Regions from separate parts of the Homo sapiens genome. Here region 2 is linked to region 1. A link is a loop called in an ENCODE intact Hi-C map of the cell type or tissue named here. Cell type or tissue: PC-9. All regions are shown on one strand. Links, peaks and the distances in the headings refer to the core of each region. The heading gives the core; the rest is flanking DNA.

What was found. Hi-C counts contacts between places; a loop is a spot of excess contacts. Peaks named below come from ENCODE experiments on the same cell type or tissue, not always from the same donor. Only the 100,000 strongest peaks of a DNase experiment are listed, where the experiment ranks them.
Region 2: it touches region 1 in a loop (7-fold over the local background); 2 of 110 quality-filtered maps call a loop at or near these places.

What each region holds. Positions count from the first base shown.
Region 1 is chr3:16,603,245-16,610,719 of GRCh38, forward strand. DAZL (deleted in azoospermia like) reads right to left here and starts at 2,179. Exons shown (of 11, transcript NM_001351.4): 1 at 1,959-2,179. The coding sequence starts at 1,961. In PC-9, for the core only: no CTCF peak of the experiment used is centred there; a DNase peak (open chromatin) is centred at 3,327; H3K27ac peaks cover 1,336 bases.
Region 2 is chr3:16,724,740-16,732,214 of GRCh38, forward strand. The region is part of intron 1 of PLCL2UT (PLCL2 upstream transcript); the gene reads left to right. Among named protein-coding and RNA genes, the nearest start is that of PLCL2UT, 4.3 kb to the left of the region's middle. In PC-9, for the core only: no CTCF peak of the experiment used is centred there; DNase peaks (open chromatin) are centred at 4,182 and 4,822; H3K4me3 peaks cover 1,724 bases; H3K27ac peaks cover 2,500 bases.

The DNA of each region.
Region 1 (7,475 bases), core at 2,101-4,600:
CAAAGGGGTAAAGCGCTTTCACCCAGCAATTCCACTTACAGCAATTCATCTCAAGGAATTAATAATACAAGCATGCCAAGATATTTACACAAGGATATTCATAGCATTTTTTTTTTTTTGAGACTGAGCCTCCCCTCTTTGTTGCCTAGGCTGGAGTGCAGTGGCATGATCTCAGCTCACTGCAACCTGCCTCACAGGTTCAAGTGATTCTCCTGCCTCAGCCTCCCGAGTAGCTGGGATTACAAGTGCGCACCACCACGCCTGGCAAATTTTTCTGTTTTTAGTAGCGATGGGGTTTCGCCGTATTAGCCAGGCTGGTCTCGAACTCCTGACCTCAAGTGATCCACCCGCCTCAGCCTCCTAAAGAGATTGATTACAGGCGTGAGCCACCGCGCCCAGCCCATGATAGTATTGTTTTAATATTGAAAAAGTATTCATCATAAGCGAATTCGGTAAAATAATGGTATAATTTTTAACATATACTGAAAATTAAAATTATCTTCAGAACAATGCCCACATCAATTGAAAGATGCAAGTTGTAAAATAGTATTATGCAGCACGGTGTAACTCTTGTAAAAGTTGGCCCATCTATATGCAATACATGCATAAAAATAATCTAGAAGGTCATACATGTACCAAAATTTAACGGTTATAAGTGTTGGGATTAAGATGGATTGCTATTTTCTTACAGCGATTGTTTTCAAATGAGTAAATATGATACTTTTATAATCAGAAAAATAATCCAATGAAACAATTCGGATTTAACTCTAAAAATGAAAAGTGTTATAATAAATAATTACTTACAACTCAAGGTGATTACTTTTTATTAGCATGGATAACTATATGTTGCACAATTACACATAATAGGTGTTTATTTTTATTTTAATGTTTATACATGGTAATATAAACTGTGTATAAATTTCCTCCCTGAAGAGACTGAGAATTATCAATGCAGACACACACACAGCATGTAATACGCGCGTTCGTGACTCAGTGGTTGGTCTGCGTGTTCAGAGCTGCATCTTGTGGTGGCGCTGAAGCAACGCTAGGCATTTACCAAACTCACAAAAACGCACACCCAACGCTATCTACCAAATGGACATTTTGTCAAAGGATCCTGGTTTATCGAGAGGGAAAAAACCGTACCCAGAATTTAAAAATTCTAAAATTCTTAATGGTAACTGCTGAAACCAACCTCGTGCGGCAAAGATGGCGTCAGGCGAGCTTTTCTGTCGCCGCCACACGAGGGAGCCGCCATCAGCAAGTCCCCCGCAGCTGACAGGCGCGAGGGGACCAGAGGCACTTCCGGCCCAGCCCCCTCAGCTACAGGGCCATGCCTTCAGGACGCCCCACACCCCACGCTGAGGCCCCCACGAACCCCGCCCACCCCACCAAGTACAGGGACCAGGAGGGAACCACTTCCTAAGGAAGCTCCGGCCCTCGAAGTTTAAGAAGGCAAGTCCCTCAGCAGGCCCGCCGCCATCTTGCGGAGCCACGGGGAGAGCGCGCCAGAAATGAGGCTGGCGGGGCGGAGGCGCGTGGGAGTGGGGGAGGGGCGGAGGCGCGTGAGTGGGGGAGCGCGTGGGAGTGGGGGCGGGGTGGGGCAGTCGGGGGTGGGGAACCCGCACCCCAAACCTCTGCCAGTAGAGAACCCGAACCGGGAAATGGGTGCCTCAAGAAGGCCGTGGCCCTTGCACGTGGCCGGCGAGGCAGCGCGTCCTCGGGGCCCACCCCCACCTTGCCGCCCTTGGCGTCCCGCGCCTGCCTCTCTGTGTAGGCCGCGCCACTGCCAGGCCGCCTCTCCCAACTCTGTGGGCCATGGCTGTGGTGCGTCCAGGCAGGTGCCCCCCAAACAGGAAAGCCGAGGATGACTTCACTTTCCGACCCTGCAGAGCCGAGTTTCACCCACGAGTGAAGACTCCGCCAGCCTTGCCCCTCGGGCCTCTCCCTCAACTCACCATGATGGCGGCAGGCAGCAGTTCCCGACCGGCTCCAGGAGGAGCAGAGGCTGTGCTTGGCGCACCACTTCTGGGGCTGCTGTGAGGTCCGCTGGAACCCGCTGCGCGGCTTCGAGTGGTCAAAGGAGCCAAAGATGAAGAGAAAAGGAAAACCAAGAGCGGGTGACAAGGCTGAGGAGCCCCGAAAGGCGGACCGTCAGGCTGAGGAGCGCAGGCGGACTGAGGCGTGGTCCGCGGGGCTCAGGGAGGTGGCTCCTGCGCCGGGTATCGGGGCGCGTGGTATCGGCCTCAGCCAATGGGTGGCAGCGCCCCGCCCCCTGCGTGGGGGGGCTGCGGGGGACGACGGCGCCCACGCGGCGGGGGCGTAGGGTACGCAGCGCGTGTGCGCAGGTCCGGTGCCTCAGTCCCAGGAAGGCGCCGCGCTCACATAGACCCACAGACACACACATCACCCCCAAAACACCCCTAAAATAAGTATGCATACTGAAATGTATGGTATAGTTTACAAAAATGATAATCTAATGTGTCTAGGCTGCAGTTTCCAAATGGCTTCTCTAAGGCACAGGGTTAGCGCCATCACTTTTAGCTTCACACTCACCCCAAAATCTTTTTTAAATGCCTACAGAAATAAATCGAAGCAAGTCTGTGGAAAACAGAAGGAGACATCAACAGGCCAGAAACTTGCACTCCTTTCTGTCAAGTTTGAGATAGAAGGGGTTGGATGGGAGGAAATGCCAGTTTGACATTCAGGATGTTTGTTCTTTCAAGAAATAGTTACTGAGTGCCTGTGATTACCAGGTACAGCAGATGCAGGAGTGAACAGAATAACAGAACATGTGTTTGCTCAGGGATCTTACATTTTAATGGGAGAATTCACCTTCCAGGCCTTACAGGAAGGCGCTAGGCCTGCCTAGAGAATTCTAGAACATTCTTAAGGTCAGAATACGGGCGTAGAGCAGGAGCAAGCTGTGGGCCAGTTGGTGGAGCCCATCACGTAACTTCGGGAACCACTGCAGCACCTTAGCTATACACACAGGGCTAAGTAGCTATGACCTTTATCCACAAACTTCACTTCTGTACTGACGGAAAGCATTAAAATGTTACTTTTTGAGCTGGCAAAACGGTGGACTTCTATAACGTGAGCAGTATCTCATTACTAACACCTAGTAATGCGGGATTAAAATAAAACGTTTTATTTTCAATATGCAGCTAAACCCATAAGAAAAGAAGGGAAATTCCAAGTACCAAAAATAAACTGAAAACCAGAGCAATGACTTATTCAACTGATTCTTCTCCTGCCCGGGATATGGGGGCTGGGCTGTAGGGCAGCCAGTCATACTAGTTTGCCCAGGACTTACATGATTTTAGCACTGAGAAATTCCTACGTCCCTAAGGAAACCAGAAGGATTGGTCATCCTAGGTGTGGGCAAAGTGTTGTTACTCTCTGTAACTTGAGATCTGGATGTTTAGTGGTAGGAGGTAAGGGCTCAGGGTGGGAGCTGGAACTGAGTACTCTGCAAAACGCCATTGTCCCTAAAATCCTTAGGAAAAGGATGGAGTAGGGAAAATGTGAAACACCCATGGCGAGCAGATGAGGAGGCTTGTCCCATCTCTGGATGAAGAAAATATGTATTTAACTCTGATTAAATTTCAAAACCCTAGACCTGCATTTCATCAACGTTTGGAGTTTAAATCTATAATATATTATTGGAATCCCCAAGCCAAGAAATGGATCCTCCTACACCATCACCCTCTCTCCTGCCTTAAGAGATCCTAGACATGGGGCATCTAGAATGCCTGGCAGAAGCAAACATAAAACCGACTTGAATGAATGCTTCTGCAACCTAGGCTGAAAGTGATTCTCATAAGAAAATGACCCTTTAATGAAAAGCTCACAATAAAAAATTATACAATACTACTTACCTTGAATAAGAATGGCATACGAAAAAGAAAGTTAAAATGTCAAAAACTAACAGAAGCAGCTTCTTTTGCATTGTGTATACGTGGTTTTTTTTTCTTTTTCTCAGTTTTTTTCCTCAACTTATTTGGAGTAATGCTCACGCTCTGGCTCTCTCTCTCTCTCTCTCTATGTGTGTGTATATGTATTATATTAATTATTAATTATTAATTATATTATATTAATTATTAATTATATTATATTAATTATATTATATTAATTATATATATATATATATTTTGAGACAGAGTCTCGCTCTGTTGCCCAGGCTGGAGTGCAGTGGCGCAATCTCGGCTCACTGCAAGCCCCGCCTCCTGGGTTCATGCCATTCTCCTGCCTCAGTCTCCCGAGTAGCTGGGACTATAGGCGCCTGCCACCAAGCCCGGCTAATTTTGTTTTTGTATTTTTAGTAGAGATGGGGTTTCACCGTGTTAGCTAGGATGGTCTCAATCTCCTGACCTCGTGATCCGCCCGCCTCAGCCACCCAAAGTGCCGGGATTACAGGCGTGAGCCAATGCACTCCGTATTTTTAAGTGATTTGTATTACTATTTTAAAATGTAAACTTAAAATATAAAGCTAATAAATAGCTTTACTTTCTTCTTGAATAATGCAAAGGCCTTTAGGATGTCTTAGCTCTACACACCCTCCCCTCTCTCAGTTTATAAGTTATTCACTATTTTAGTTCTATCCTGGTTTCATCATATAAATTAGACGTCGTTTTTTAGACACACCCACATATGTAACAACATTTTGCTTACCATTTCTTTGCATATCTCAGATCTTCCTTCTGAATCATTTTCCTTGTGCCTGTAGCAAATTCTTTAGAATTTCCTTGAATGAGAGTGTGATGTGGTAAACCCTTGCGTTTTTTTCCACCTGAAATATTTTGATTTTTCCCTGCTGTTTCATGATAATTCTACTGAATATATAATTTTAGGTTTACAAGTATTTTTTCCCCCCTCAGAATATTGAGCATATTACTCTGTTATCTTCTATTTTCTATTGCTACTGAGAAATCTGCTGTCAGTCTTTTTGATGTTTAAGACCAATTTTTCTTTGGTGTTCTGAATTTTCACAATGATGTAAGTAGATGTGGAGTTTTAAAAAATTTCTCCTGCTTAGGAGTTTTAAGACTTTCTGGATTTGTGTATTAGCTCTTAATAATTCTGAACAGTTTCACCCGTTTTCTTGTTAAAGATTAGCTGGTTAAGGGATTAAACATTATTTGTATTTTATATTTCATAAGTTATTCTTATAATTTACTTTTCTTTAGATCATGAATTTTTCAAAGGTTGGTGCTGTTTTCTTGAAATCGCTTAATAGAAAGAATTTTATCTAAGATCAAAACTGACTGTATCCATTTCAATGTGTTAAGATTAGTGGCATAATTCGTATCAGTTCAGAAATAAATCTCTATATTGCTTCCTATATGGGGGGAGAAGAAAAAAACGCTGGTGTCTTTGAACACCTCTGCCAGTTCTTCTGTGCTCCTAAAGCCTACGGCTTTGGAAAGAAGGCTATGTTTGTATAGGCACTTGAACTTCACTTCTGCAAATCATTTTCAAGATTTTTGTTATATCTGTCCTGAGTCTCTATTATTATTTACCTGTTTTAAAAATTAACTTCTTGTCCTAAACAACAATATTTGCAAGATCAGACTTACTGTTTTAGCTACATTTTTTTAACAATGACATTAAAATAAATACAGAATGATTAGAATTTAAAACAATGTTTGTTTATGCATCACTTCATACCACATACTCCCAGGGCAGCGAGTAACATAGTTTTGGGAAACACTGGATTAGCAGAACTCTATAGAGCTTTAGATATGCAAACTTAGGCCCAAGGGACTAAAGAGTAGAGTTTCAAATTGTTCTGCCTAATAAATGAGAGTAATCATATTACAAGGGGAGAAACCAAGCAAGACAGGGAAATTGGAGGTCCTAGAAGCTGGAGAAAAGAAGTAACCTTGCAGGTCAGCATGTTAGCTCATGCTTGTAATCCCCACACTTTGGGAGGCTGAGGCCGATGGATCACTTGAGTTCAGGAGTTTGAGACCAGTCTGGGCAATGTGGTGAAACCCCGTCTCTACCAAAAATACAAAAAATTAGCTGGGTGTGGCAGTGTGCACCTGTGGTCCCTGCTTCTCAGGAGGCTGAGGTGGGAGGATCATTTGAGCGTGGGAGGTGGAGGTTGTAGTGAGCCAAGATCACCCCACTGCATTCCAGCCTGGGTGACACAGTGAGACTCTGTCTCAAAAAAATAAAAAATAACCTTGCAAAGTGACAAAAAGTTGGAGCCTGCAGTGAAAGGTATCTGAGTACATTAGAATCATGTGGGGAACTTTAAAAAATTTATATGCCCATGCCTCGCCCCAAACCAATTAAATCAGCTGAGGGCAAGGCTCATAAGTCAGTGTGTGTGTGTGTGTGTGTGTATATATATATATATATATATATATATAAATGTTTCTCTAGTTACTCCAGTATGCAGCCATATTTGAAAATCGGTGCTATAGAGCCTTGCTACTCAAAGTGTGATCCTCAGATCAGCAGCTTCACATCACGTGAGTGCTGTAGAATCTCAGGCCCCACCCTAAACCTACTGAATCAGAATCTGCATTTTAACAAGATCTCCAAATGGCTCATGTGCACACTGAAGGTGAAGAAACATTGCCATAGAGAGCACTTGTCATAAACAACTTACCTCCCTGGATTTGAGAATCCTTCACCTTACAAATTAAGAGTCTACTTTCTCAGCCTTTCTTGCAGCTAACAGCTTGGGCAGGTGACCTACACAACATCAATGAGATGCAGCCATCCTAAATTTTGAATAGGGGACTAATGATGCCATAATGAAGGGACTGCAGAGAATACTTTCTGGAGAAGAGTATCAACAGCAGCAGCAGCCATGGTATAGGTTAGAGCTGCAATGACTGCTACTGTCAGTTGTGCAAACCATGGTGTACTCAGTGCCAGCTGAGGTTTCTTCACTGGACAAGTTCTGCAGCATGATTTCGTGTGTCATTCCTGGAGACAACCTGACCCTTTGGTTCATTTTGAGATTCTGTGAGCTAGTTACCCAATAAATTTTAATAAGTTCTTTTCCTGCTTAAACCAGCCAAAACTTCTGTGACTATTGCTTACAACAAAGCTTCTGGACTACATTAGGTGATGAGTGAGGTCAGCCAAACTGCTTTTAAAAAGAAGGTTAACAGCTAAAAGATTTATGACTCTTTGCTGTGATTATGTAGCAATGTCCTGCTATTGTGTCCAACCTTTAGTAAGCTTCCAGTACACACACAAATGCCTTATGTCAGTGGTGTTTTGCGAGGAGTCTCAAGGACACTCTCCATTGCAACATGGGACAGGGATAGCATGCTGATCTACAGCAAGATGACCCACAGATGAAATAATTCAGCAGGAACAGTAGCTTACAGCCAAAAGTGACCTGGAAAAGCAAAAATCATAAGCTCAGTATTCCCAGCAAGATAGAAAGAAATATGTGCTATTTCCATTGCATGTAAGCAGATGTTTAAACCAATTCCATTTAAATCTCA
Region 2 (7,475 bases), core at 3,091-5,590, 120 kb after region 1:
AAGAGAATTTGTTATATATAGTAACTGGGAAGTCTAGGAGTGGATACTGCTTCGGTTAGGACTGGATTCAGTAATGTGAATGTCATTAGCTCATTCTTGATCATACCTGTTTTCCTCTGTGCAATAGTCTCATTCTTACCTATTTTATTTTTCTGACTCTAAGTGGGATCCCTTCAGGCAGTAAGGAAGGGATAGTCTGGCTACAGAGCTCTAGGCTCCTATGTTTCCAGGAACCATCTCCAAGTAAAGAAAGAGCTTTTCTTTGCTAGGATTCGTATGTTAAATCCCAGAGAAGGGATCTGATTACTCGGTTGGGTCACAGGCTCTCCTATTGCACTAATTACTATGGCCAGAGTAGCAGGGTACTCTGATTTGCAGCCCCATTAAGAACTGCATGGAATATGGGAGGCAATTCTCCAAAGGAAAATGGGATGTGTTACAGGAAGATGAGAGAATTAACTGGGCAGGTCAAAACAGCAGATATCCACTGAAGTACTTGAAAAGACATCTACACAGTTAGCTCTGACTTTTATTCATGTGTAACTTCAATCAAAATTACATATGAAGGATGCCCACTGATGCACTGTTTTTAATAAAGAAAAAATGGAAACAACCCCAGTGTGCATTCATAGAGAAGCAGTAAATAATTGTAAATTCATATAGTATAATACGAAATAGCAATGTAACTACTGACACAGAATGTGGCCTTGATATAAATTAAGGGAAAACAACAAGTTGTAAAGCAGTGTTTAAAGTTTAAATTTTTTGTAAAAATGTTATTTCTGTGAATATTGCCCCAAATTGTTAAGAGTAGCTTTCTTATAGGAAGTTACTATTGGATTCCCTTTTGGTGGGTTATAAACTCCTAAAATGTGATATTTTAGAATGAGCAATATTAATTTTATAGTTAAACCAATAAAGATTAAATTTTAAAAATTCATTATAAATACTAAAAAAAAGTACAAATATTATCACCCATTTTGTAGGTTGTTTTTCACTTTCTTGATAGTGTCCTTTAAGACACAAATATTTTACATTTTGGTCAAGTCCCATTTATCTATTTTTGCCTTTGTCACTTGTACTTTTGGTGATGTATCTAAGAAACCTCTGCCTAGTGGGAGGTCATGAAAATTTACACCTTTGTTTTATTCTGAATTTTATAGTTTTAGCTCTTAAATTTAGGTCTTTGGCCTATTTTGAGTCAATATTTATATATGGTGTGAGGTACAGGTCTGTGTAGTAAAAAATTTGGCCTCACCCCGAGAGAGGACTAGCTTTTGCCCTCAGCTTCTGAGAGTTGATCTATATAATACTTAATGGGAGTGTCCTTGTTTAGGGTGGCAGCTGGCCACACCAGATCTTAGGGTGAGGCTAGCTACACAAGAAAGACCAAATATGTGATTTAGGGTGGGGGCTGGTCATGCTAGAAAGATCAACATGTGATTCAGAGTGTGAGCTTTGGGTCACATGGTGTAAGTCAACTTAGAGACTGAATTCAATCATGTTGGCAGTCTGTCAGTCATGTGCACATAATGAAACCCCAATATAAACTCTGGATACTGAAGTTCAGGTGAGCTTCTCTCACTGGCAATACTCTGCATATTGCCACACATTGATGCTGGGAAAGTATACATGCTGACTCCACAGGAAAGGGGACACAGAAGCTTCAGGTTTGGCATCTTCCCAAACTCTGCCCTGTACTTCTTCCTTTGACTAATTTGAATATGCATCCTTTCCCTATAATAAACTGTAAAAATCAGTATAACAACTTTCAGTGAAATCCTGTGAGTCCTTATGGAAAATTATGAAAACTGAAAGTGGCTTTGGGAACCTACCAGAAATTGCAGTTGCTGTCAGAAGTGAGGGCCATTTTGTGGATATTGTGCTCTCTAAACTTGTAGTTGGCTCCAAATTATCACAGTTGGTGTCAGAAGAGGGATTCATGGGACCAAACCTGACTCACTGGAGCATGTAGTTTGGGAAGAAAAAGGATGAAAGGGTGGATGTTAATGAACTTTTCATTTCTGGATGGCTACAGAGTCAGCCATGATATGGAACTATAGCTGTGCTATAATCAGTTACTGAAGGTAAAAGTTACCAATGGAATTTTAAAATGATGGACCCAACTCTAAGAAGTTGTCTCACTGGATGCCTAAGGAAATGCAGAGTAACAAGAAAAAGAAAAAGAAAAATATATGATATTTGGTTACTGTTATCTGTCATATCTAAAATGTGAGTAAGAAGTAATGCAAGAATTTTGGTGTAAATCCTAATGCTGGGCAAAGCTTGGATTCCAGCTGGTTCAAGCTGCAACTATTAGCCTGTAGAGCCTCTACCAACGAATATAGTTAAAATAAAAACAAAAGAAAGTGTTTGTGTGGACCCCCATCCTGGGTCTAGCCTGGATTCCTTCTATTCCAAGCTACAGCTGCTAGCCTCAGAACCCCTATGAAAGGAAAAATTATGCTGAAACAACAGATAGGGAAATAGGTTAGAATGATTTATAAGAGAATAGGTACAACAAAGGGGAAAGAAAGAGGGGCAAATTGTGCACAAATTTGGCTAAGCAAAGTGGAAAACTTTAAATGGTCGTTAAGAAATGAGGTGAATAAAGCAAATATTAATGTAGCCAAAACTAAGTCCTTAATGTGGTATTCTCAGAGCTTGGGTGGAGAATGGCAGCCCTGCTGCTCTCCCAGTATTGAAAGGCCTAAACAAATCAGATATAGCAGGCGGTGGGGGTGGGCTGGGCTGGCTGGGGGAGGTGGTCAGGGAACCACCTGGTCCCAGGGGTGCCAAAGAGAACAGCTCAAATCATCAAGCATCGTTGATGATAGCCAGTCATCTAGTGACCAGTAGAAACAAGGAACCAGGTGGTTTTCAGAGGACAGCATGAAAACCTGCACATAGGCCAGCGGGCTTCTCCCCTGGAGATCATGCAATTTTCCTCCCTCTAGATGCTATCTTGGAGAAGAGAGAAAACAGCCAAGTTGCATCATTTGATTTGACTATATGACTAGACATTTACATTTTTTTTTTTTTTTTGAGATGAAGTCTCACTCTGTCGCCCAGGCTGGAGTGCAGTGGCACGATCTGGGCTCACTGCAACCTCCGCCTCCTGGGTTCAAGTGATTCTCCTGCCTTGGCCTCCTGAGTAGCTGAGATTACAGGTGTGCACCACTACACCCAGCTAATTTTTTGTATTTTTAGTAAAGGCAGGGTTTCACCATGTTGGCCAGGCTGGTCTCAAACTCCTGACCTTGTGATTCACCTGCCTCAGCCTCCCAAAGTGCTGGGCTTACAGGCATGAGCCAACGTGCCTGGCTGATATTTACTGTTTTTACTCCATCATGTCTATACTTGGCTTCTATATCATTTGAAGAAGGTATTCTGCTGTTTACTGAAAACTGAACAAAGAAAAAACCCCATAGATAAAAAATTTTTGGTGTTAGTAAACTGAAAAAGGCTGTTTTAAACAGGAAAATATTGAGATAACTTTAATCAATGAGTTTAAGATTTTACTCTCTCCACTGGAAAGAACACCTAAGAGGACAATGAGATCAATTCTAGAAACAAAGGAACACTGCATATATATAATCTAGCACATATGAATTATACTGCTTATATTTTGACCTATTTCATGTCAAATACATAAAGCATAGGTGATTTGGTGCAGGAGGGTGAAAAGGGGGCAGGCGGATTACTTGTACCCCTCACCAGAAAATCCCTGTGGCACCTCCAGAGGCAGATAGAAGTGTTTGAAACCCAGTGATCCATCTGGGGAAATTGGTCCTTCTATCTTTAAGTGACTTTACAATAACACAACTACTTAGTTAGTGCAGGAGCCCACACTGGCACCCAGGGACTTAACTTCTAGGACTTTAACAAGGAATAGACCATGTCAACCTCATTCCTTATCAGCAGGTTGGCATTTTCGTCTGAACAAATAATGTATTACATTTTCAGCCAATTGCTTTTGAAACAAGGGCTTTCTGTTGATCTAATGTTCATTATGAAGTCTAGTTCCAAGATTCTTTTTGCTCATTTTATCATGGTGCCTATTCTCTTTCAACTTCTAGACAGAAATTTTTTACTATGGGTATACAGATCTAACGTTGTGTCTCAGGGGTTTTCAACCTTGTTACTCTTGACATTTGGACCAGATATTTCTTTGTGAGGTAAGAGGGCTGTCCTCTGCATTCTAAGATGTTTAGTAACATCCTGGCCTTTACTCACTGCATTCCAGGAGGACTATCACCCCACCTCCACCCCAGTTTAGACAAAAAAAAAAATCCTCTATATATTGCCAAATGTCCCCTGGGGAGGCAAAATTACCCATATTTGAGAACCACTGCTCTTTCATTATGATATAAACTGATTCCAAGATATCCCTCTGGTGTACCCACTCCTGACTGATCTCCAGCCTAATCACTGTGGATGAATACTCTCCAACAATGAGGGGTACTGGAGGAAAGGACTGTGTATTCACGATTCATTACTCCCCTCCCCAACAGTGAATTAGTAACACTCTTGGTTCAGGCTGCTTCACTTCTGTAAGGATGAGTAAATTTGTTGAGAAACAAATTATTCAATGATACTTGTTAAAGCATGGTAAGGAAGACTTCAATTCAAGACCATTACAATAGGTGTGGGGACAATTAAAATGGGATCTTGCAGTCAGGGAGAGAGATTGGACTCAACTCTGAATATGGAAAGGAGAAATTTACAGCCAAGGAGCAGGGTGAGGGTCAGTGGTTGGAAAATTACTAAGGGAGATTCTGGCTAAACCGACCCAACAAGATTCTTGCTGAAGACAGGCCAGGGTGATCAGACATCACCTGGGGGATGATGGAGGGTGTGTAACATAATCAGATATCAAGGATAATCAGATATTGAAGACAGAGCGTTCTGGCTAAACTTACTAAGCAGGTCCCTTTGCTAAAGCTGGATTTTACAAGGAAGTGCACAGATGGGCCCTGGGAGAAGGTCCAGAATCCTGAGTAAAGTTTGGCCAAGAGAAGACTCTTTGTCACATTTCAGATGAATCTATCATGAAACAATTAGTGTTTCTGCTGATATTATACAAAATATAAAGAAAGAATATATAGAAAGAGCTGGACATCAGCCTGAAGATATTGTTGAATCTTATTGTTCAAGTCATGTTGATGTGGGTTTTTTTAACTTGGAGTTAAAAGAATACTAACTAATGAAATTAGGCAGCTTAAATGAATTCATTTTGAATAATTAAGGTTTTCACTACTCAATCAGGCCTAATAGCATGATTTTCCAAAGAGTGAATCATACTTAAAGATAATCAGATATGTTCTCACCAGTTCAAGACAGTCTGAGGGGTAAACTTAGCCCAGAGAAGAAGAGATGGAGTTAGAGTCCATAGGGCAAAGTCTTCTTATTCTCAATCTCCTTGTTTGTTCCCTAGATCATATTGTTAATCTTGGAGTTCTGGAAAACACTTACTCTGAACTTACCCATCTCAAATTCTTCTACTGTGTCTCCCTCCTTTAATATACTTTAGCTTTTATTCATTCCTTAATTAAGAAAATATTAATTGAGTGTGTGCAATGGGTCAGCCTCTGCTCTGGGGCCACAGATGCAGAGGTGAGAAAGAAACACATGGCCCCAGCCCTCACAAAGTGTGTGGATGAGATTCAAGAAGATGAAGGTGGAATAGAGGAATGACATTAACAAATTTTTTTATTGTGGTAAAATATACATAACATAAAATTTACAATTTTAATAATTTTTTCTTTTTTTAAATTATACTTTAAGTTCTGGGATACATGTGCAGAATGTCCAGGTTTGTTACATAGGTATACATGTGCCATGGTGGTTTGCTGCACCCATCAACCCGTCATCTACATTAGGTATTTCTCCTAATGCTATCCTTCCCCTAGCCCCCCACCTCACAACAGGCCCCGGTGTGTGATGTTCCCATCCCTGTGCCCATGTGTTCTCCTTGTTCAACTCCCATTTATGAGTGAGAACATGTGGTGTTTGGTTTTCTGTTCTTGTGTTAGTTTGCTGAGGATGATGGTTTCCAGCTTCATCCATGTCCCTGCAAAGGACATGAACTCATTCTTTTTTATGGCTGCATAGTATTCCATGGTGTATATATACCACATTTTCTTTATCCAGTCTATCACTGATGGGCATTTGGATTGGTTCCAAGTCTTTGCTATTGTGAACAGTGCTGCAATAAACATATGCGTGCATGTGTCTTTATAGTAGAATGATTTATAATCCTTTGGGTATATACCGAGTAATGGGCTTGCTGGGTGAAATGGTATTTCTGGTTCTAAATCCTTGAGGAATTGCCACATTGTCTTCCACAATGGTTGAACTAATTTACACTCCCACCACTCCCTTTTTCTCTAGATTCCTCCTCTCTGGGAAGGGCATCTCTGAAAGAAAGGCAGCAGTCCCAGTCAGGGGCTTATAGATAAAACTCCCATCTCCCTCGGACAGAGCACCTGGGGGAAGGGGCGGCTGTGGGTACAGCTTCAGCTGACTTAAATGTTCCTGCCTGCCAGCTCTGAAGAGAGCAGTGGAACTCCTAGCACAGCGCTTGAGCTCTGTGAAGGGACAGACTGCCTCCTCAAGTGGGTCCCTGACCCCTGTGCCTCCTGACTGGGAGACACCTCCCAGGAGGGGTCAACAGACACCTCATACAGGAGGCATCTGGCAGGTGCCCCTCTGGAACAAAGCTTCCAGAGGAAGGCACAGGCAGCAATCTTTGCTGTTTTGCAGCCTCCACTGGTGATACCCAGGAAAACAGGGTCTGGAATGGACCTCCAGCAAACTCCAGCAGACCTGCAGCAGAGGGGCCTGAAGGAAAACTAACAAACAGAAAGGAATAACATCAACATCAACAAAGAGGATGTCCACACAGAAACCCCATCTGAAGGTCACCAACATCAAAGACCAAAGGTAGATAAATCCATGGAGATGAGAAAAAAACAGCGTAAAAAGGCTGAAAATTCCAAAAACCAGAACACCTGTTCTCCTCCAAAGGATCACAACTCCTTGCCAGCAAGGGAACAAAACTGGATAGAGAATGAGATTGACGAATTGACAGAAGTAGGCTTCAGATGGTGGTTAATAACAAATTCTTCTGAGCTAAAGGAGCATGTTCCAACCCAATGCAAGGAAGCTAAGAACCTTGAAAAAAGGTTAGAGGAATTGCTAACTAGAATAACCAGTTTAGAGAAGAACAGAAATGACCTGATGGAGCTGAAAAACACAGCATGAGAACTTTGTGCAGCATATACAAGTATCAACAGCTGAATTGATGAAGCAGAAGAAAGGATATCAGAGACTGAAGATCAACTTAATGAAATAAAGTGTGAAGAAAAGATCAGAGAAAAAAGAATGAAAAGTAACAAACAAAGCCTCTAAGAAATATGGGACTATGTGAAAAGACCAAACCTACGTTTGATTGGTGTAACTGAAAGTGACAG